2 separate regions of the Homo sapiens genome follow, and region 1 is linked to region 2. Evidence: read pairs that join two places in POLR2A ChIA-PET (ENCODE). Cell type or tissue: Panc1. All regions are shown on one strand. Links, peaks and the distances in the headings refer to the core of each region. The heading gives the core; the rest is flanking DNA. Region 1 overlaps PALLD (palladin, cytoskeletal associated protein). Region 2 holds the start of PALLD-AS1 (PALLD antisense RNA 1).

The links. ChIA-PET counts read pairs that join two places held together with the same protein. Peaks named below come from ENCODE experiments on the same cell type or tissue, not always from the same donor. Only the 100,000 strongest peaks of a DNase experiment are listed, where the experiment ranks them.
Region 1: POLR2A ChIA-PET joins it to region 2 with 12 read pairs; 4 of 35 experiments call an interaction of 5 or more read pairs at or near these places.

The regions. Positions count from the first base shown.
Region 1 is chr4:168,783,568-168,786,481 of GRCh38, reverse strand. The region is part of intron 10 of PALLD (palladin, cytoskeletal associated protein); the gene reads right to left. Among named protein-coding and RNA genes, the nearest start is that of PALLD-AS1, 140 kb to the right of the region's middle. In Panc1, for the core only: no CTCF peak of the experiment used is centred there; no DNase peak of the experiment used is centred there.
Region 2 is chr4:168,647,916-168,650,829 of GRCh38, reverse strand. The region is part of intron 2 of PALLD (palladin, cytoskeletal associated protein); the gene reads right to left. PALLD-AS1 (PALLD antisense RNA 1) reads left to right here and starts at 2,243. Exons shown (of 2, transcript XR_001741449.3): 1 at 2,243-2,338; 2 at 2,486-2,914. LOC124900808 (a long non-coding RNA gene) reads left to right here. Exons shown (of 3, transcript XR_007058360.1): 3 at 659-678. In Panc1, for the core only: no CTCF peak of the experiment used is centred there; a DNase peak (open chromatin) is centred at 1,709.

The sequences.
Region 1 (2,914 bases), core at 214-2,713, 140 kb before region 2:
GGCTGGTCTCAAACTCCTGGGCTCAAGCGATCTTCTGGCCTAGGCCTCTCAAAGTGCTAGGATTACAGGTATGGGCTACCATACCTGACAGGTAAACATATTTCTATGCCAATAAGTATACTTCTATGAAAATAGTATACTTCTTTTTTTTCTTTGAGACGGAGTCTCACTCTGTTGCCAGGCTGGAGTGCAGTGGTGCGATCTCGGCTCACTGCAACTTCTACCTCCCGGGTTCAAGCGATTCTCCTGCCTTAGCCTCCCAAATACCTGGGACTACAGGCACACACCACCACGCCCAGCTAATTTTTGTATTTTTAGTAGAGACGGGGTTTCACCATGTTGGCCAGGCTGGTCTCAATCTCTTGACCACATGATCCGCCCTCCTCGGCCTCTCAAAGTGTTGGGATTACAGGCATGAGCCACTGCGCCCGGCCGACAGTAGTATACTTCTATCATACTATTTGAATCATTTTTATTGGTCACACTGTATTCCATTGCCCAAAATATTAATGTGAATCACAAGCCTATCTCTCTCCCTCTATGCATTTTTCTGTGGCTTTCTGATGCTAATTCAGCAACTTTCTTCAAGTTGGGCTTAAAATGCTATATATATATATATATATATATATATATATCTCTACAGTTTATTAGAACTGACTCTGTCCCCTCTCCCTTTATTTTAAAGCCAGCTAGGCCTCCCTGTTATGTCACTGTCTTCCTTTGAGATGACTGGACTTTAAATTTGAGGCTGAAATTGTTAACTGGGTCTCCTCTCAACCAGTAACGGGGTAAGTACGCCAAACCCAGACAGCAGCTGTCAGATCTTCCCAAACCCAAGGTGGGGTTTGCAAATGAGGAAGGACAATTAAGCTTATATAGAACTTTCAGAAGACTGCAGAATTGCCCAGGAGTTACTGCTTCCCAGAATATGGGGAAACTCTGGATCAAAGGGTAAATGTTCAAATGTTTCACTATAGTTCCGAGTGCATTGTTTTGGTTTAACTCTGAAAGTCTTTGAGTTCATCAGCATGAAAAATGAATTTCCACTGGATTTATTCAGTAATCCAAATTTGTATTTGTAGAGAAGATAAGGGTTGGGTGATGCACAGCATGTTCTAGCCGAGTGAACTTGGAACCAGTAGAGGAGGCAGGAACAAGGACTGTGATTCACTTTCGGATGTCGAACAAACAGCGAAGCTCCTTAAACTCCGCATTCACACACATAGCTAGCATCCGAGAGCGCACAGTGCTCCCCTTGTTAAAATGGAATCCCACTGGCTAGCTAATTGATTCACAAGTCTGCTAACTAATTCCATACTAACAGCTTAAATTAAAAGTTAATGAAACACAGCCAGGGCCCCATTGTATTTCCCTTGTAACAACCCTTTCATTACAAAAAAAAAAAAAAAAAAAAAAAAAAAAAGCAAAAGGGAGAAAAAAGCTGGGGCTTCATTAAAAGGAAAATGTCTGGGACACCACCCTGGGCTGGAATGTACCCACAACCAGAAGCATTCCTCAGACCAGCCTCTTTGCCAAGTCTCACGGAAGCCACTGCTCCGACAGGAAAGAAATCCCCACAGGTATCCCATGACCAGACTGACCAGAGCTCATAAGGCGGCATTGTTTGTGGCTCTGCAGAGTCTGCTCAAGATGGGAAAATCTGTTCTCATGGACTACTGTGCACTTAACAACTTCACGCTCTTCCTGCTATGAAACTCACATTTGACTTACATTCCCAAGTAAGAGGAGGTAGAGAATCTCTGTATCCACTTTTCCGCCTACCCCAAACTTGGGTTGACAGCAGCAGTTTGTCTCTTCCAAATCAATGAAGGTGTGAGCAATGTTCAAGACTCAATGCCCTGCTCTTTCTCCCGCCCGCTTCCCTTGTCTCAACATGTTTGTGGTCTCTTCTGTGCTCATGGTTCCCAAGTGTCCATCTCTAGCCCCAACTCAAGCCGCCCTCTGCCTTCAGGCTGTCTCCACTTGGGCACCAGTACCTCCAATACAACATGTGCAAAAGCATTCCTCAGCTTTTCCCACAAAATAATTCTCCCACGTGGCTTCCTCACTCCTGCAGTGGCACTGTGTGCTGGAACTGGAGTTACCTTTCTCTTTTCTTTTCTTTTCTTTCTCTCTCTCTCTCTTTTTTTTTTCAGGGTCTTGCTCTGTTTCCCAGGCTGAAGTGCAGTGGCACAATCACAGCTTACTGCAGCCTTGAATTCCTGGGCTCAAGCAATCCTCCTGCCTCATTCTCCCAAGCGGCTGGGACCACTTTTACATTTTTTCTCTTCATTGGTTAAGAATTCAGATGTCTGTTGGTAGCCAACTACCTCCTCTTATTCCTCCTTTCCCTAAGCTCTTGCTCCTAGCTCTCAGACCAAAATTTTTTTTAATATTCTGTAGAGATGGGGTCTCATTATTGTTGGCCAGGCTGGTCTCGAACTCCTGGCCTCAAGTTATCCTCCTGCCTTGGCCTCTCAGAGTGCTAGGATTATAGACGTGAACCACAGTGCCTGGCCTCAGGAGTTACCTTTTACATTCCTCACTTACTGATCACTCATTTGGGATCAGGGGACAATTATGAAAGCCTAGTTGGGAGTTTGGCTATTGTCCTGAAGGTAGTGGACACTACAGGTCCCTCACTATACAGCTACATCATCAAAGTGTTTTTGGAAAATTATTCTTGTCCTCAACCTGACTCCATCTTACCATATCTTATCAACCAATCCCCACCTCTACCTCCAGCATTTATTTGTTTGACAAATACTTATATATTCTTTGTCAGGAACAACTCCAGGAATTTTACAAATATTAACTTTCTAAATTTTCATGACAGCCCTACGAGGAAGCTACTGTTACTCTCCGTATCTTATGGATGAAGGTGAAGAGGCACAGCCAGCATGATCATCTTGCC
Region 2 (2,914 bases), core at 287-2,786:
ATATGCATAGGGCAAGAGGGTTCTTGGTGGAGATGGTGGCAGGGTATGGGTACAGTTTTCCAGTTGGGAGCTATGTGAACATCTAAAAGGAAAATGAAGATATTTAAAATACAAGCCAAAACTCATAATATTGAAAATTGCTATAACCAATGTGGGAATATAATTTGGTGTAAGCTGTTAAAAAAAGAATTTGACAAAATTTAGGATACATATACAATTGACCCAGCAGTTTCATTTCTAAGAAGTTGTGCTTAATTTACTCACAAAAGGACACAAAGACACAGGAAAGACAAGAATGTTCATTTCAGCACTTTTCACAAAGGAAAACTTGGCCTAAATGTCCATCAAAAAGGAAACGGCCATTATGGTATCCTGCATAATGAAATACTATGCAATCTTTAAAAAGAATGTTAGACGCAGCTGTCAACAACACATCGTAGACTAACTGTAGACTTCTATTCTATACCATCGTGGTTTCACTGAACAATATATTTTTGGAGGGTTGTAACTTATCTTGAGAGGAGGGACAGAGGCTGAGGGAAGAAGTTAGAGAAAAACTTTAACTTTTCACTGTGGAAAATTCTGCATTTATTTTCACTGCAAGCAAATATAAATCTTTCTCTTTTCTTTTTCTTTTTTTTCTTTTCTTTTCTTTCAGATGGAGTCTCACTCTCGTCGCCTAGGCTGGAGTGCAGTGGTGTGATCTCAGCTCACTGCAACCTCCGCCTCCTGGGTTCAAGCAATTCTCCCGCCTCAGCCTCCTGAGTAGCTGGGATTACAAGCATCCACCACCATGCCTGGTTAATTTTTGTACTTTTAGTAGAGATGGGGTTTCACCATGTTGGCCAGGCTAGTCTCGAACTCCTGACCTCAGGTGCCCGCCTCAGCCTCCCAAAGTGCTGGGATTACAGGCGTGAGCCACCATGCCTGGCCACTTTATATATTTTAAACTTATTAAAATGTACAAAAGAGAAACCTGAAGAAAAACAAAATGATATTAGAATACCCCATTTATGCTGCATTTTAAAAGATGCAAAGAAATACATACGTTTTAGGACCATTATGTTGTAGGAAAAGAGACTTGCATTATTATTTCCTCATTCCTTAACTATGGAGGTCTTTTATACCCATATTTTATTAGTACCTTCCTCATAAGGTTGTTATGCAAACAAGGTAATGCATATCTAACCTCTGCTATGGGGCTTGATGCATGTTACCCAATAAAGTTAGCTGGCTGTTATAATTTCTTTCCAAAGCTAAGGAAAAAGACCATTGTGGAGGCACAGAAAGCAAATTAAGAAAATAAGTCTCTGACTTGGGATGCAGGCAACTAATGTCTTCCACGTTTCCTATTTGAGAGCACTTCCATGACACCTGGGTTATATATTAATGTGTTCATAATATTGGCCTTTGTTTCTAAAACTTCCCACTATTATGAGGGCCATTGGGGGCTTTCTAAAACATGGTCTTAATAAGAATCAAATTGAATCTGATTAAAGAAAACAAATGTTAGCAATTGTTTTATAAACTTAAGTATATAGTCTGAAAACTAGATCTATTGATGCAAAGAGATACTAAAAAAACTCACACCAGCCAGCGATTATCTCATCTTGCTGCAGATAGGAGGTGAAAAATACCACACTGTATTATAAATGAGCGCATGCAGAATGTGACACGTCAGGCTGGTATTCTGTTGTGCTTCCTTAACAACCAAGCAATAGCTTATAGGAAAGTTCTTGGCTCTGCTGAGTCAAAGTCCCAAGAACAGGATGCTTTTTATCCATGAAGTGACTCTTGAAGAAGTAAAAGAAGTCTAAGTTCCACTCCTTAAGCAGTCTTTGGGTTGGATCTTGAAAACCTTGCTGGGAGGAGAGAGAAGCTAATTATGAAACAAAATGGAAACTTGCATATACAGGAGAAGATGACAAGGTGTCTACTTACAGCTTTTACTCCAGTGGTGATGGGAGCAGGGTGAGAGAGATAATAAGCACTTAAATGATACCACATGAATAAAATAATTTCAGACAGGGAAATGTTATGAAGAAAACAAAATACAGTAAGAGTGATTGGAGCATATTAGGTAGGGTAGTTGTAGAATACAGTGAGGTAATTTAATGATGCAACAATAGTGCCTTCCACCAAGTTTGTGTAAGCATAAAGATATCAGCACATAAGAAGAACATTCATGAAGAGACCTTAAAAGCAGATGCTTGGTGCAAAAGTACTCATGCCAAGAGATTCTCTAATAATGCGCAATGCATCACCTATCTCAAAAGAGGCTCCCCAAACCCTCGGATTTATTAGGACTAACTGGCCGGTCTCTTACTCTCCAGACAAAGTACTTACACTTTCTTCGCTGACAGCATTCTCTCTTATTAATTTATACCCATATGGACCGAAAAAGCTTTCACTTATGACATAATATAGAATTTGCATCTATCTCTACAGTAACATGACCCATTTTTCCCCCTTCATTATGCCATAGATTTCTACTTTTTCTCTCTCAAGTTGCAAAACAACTATTTCTAATGATGGATTAAAAACCTGAAGCTGCTATTCCATTATGAACCTCTATCTAGTAGCTACTGCAAACTGCTCAGCTCCTTTGCTTGAAACCTCCAGGAGGGCTCTGGTGAGTAAGAAAAGCAGAAGAAAATTGCTTCCGGGATTGCTGGGTAAGAACTGCCTCTGGTGCTCTCTGGAGCATACTATCTCTTTATAAGAAGCAGACAAACCAGGAGTCAGGGGGGAGTTCACATCAAATCACCTTCAGAAGCTGTCAACAGTCCCAGAGAACTACCTTAGTGGACGGAAAGAAGGATGCGGAAAAAGGAGAGATGATGCAGCCTTGCTTTACGTTTGCAAATTGGATAAATAAGGAAAATATTTAATTCTTTAAAAAAATGTTAAATAA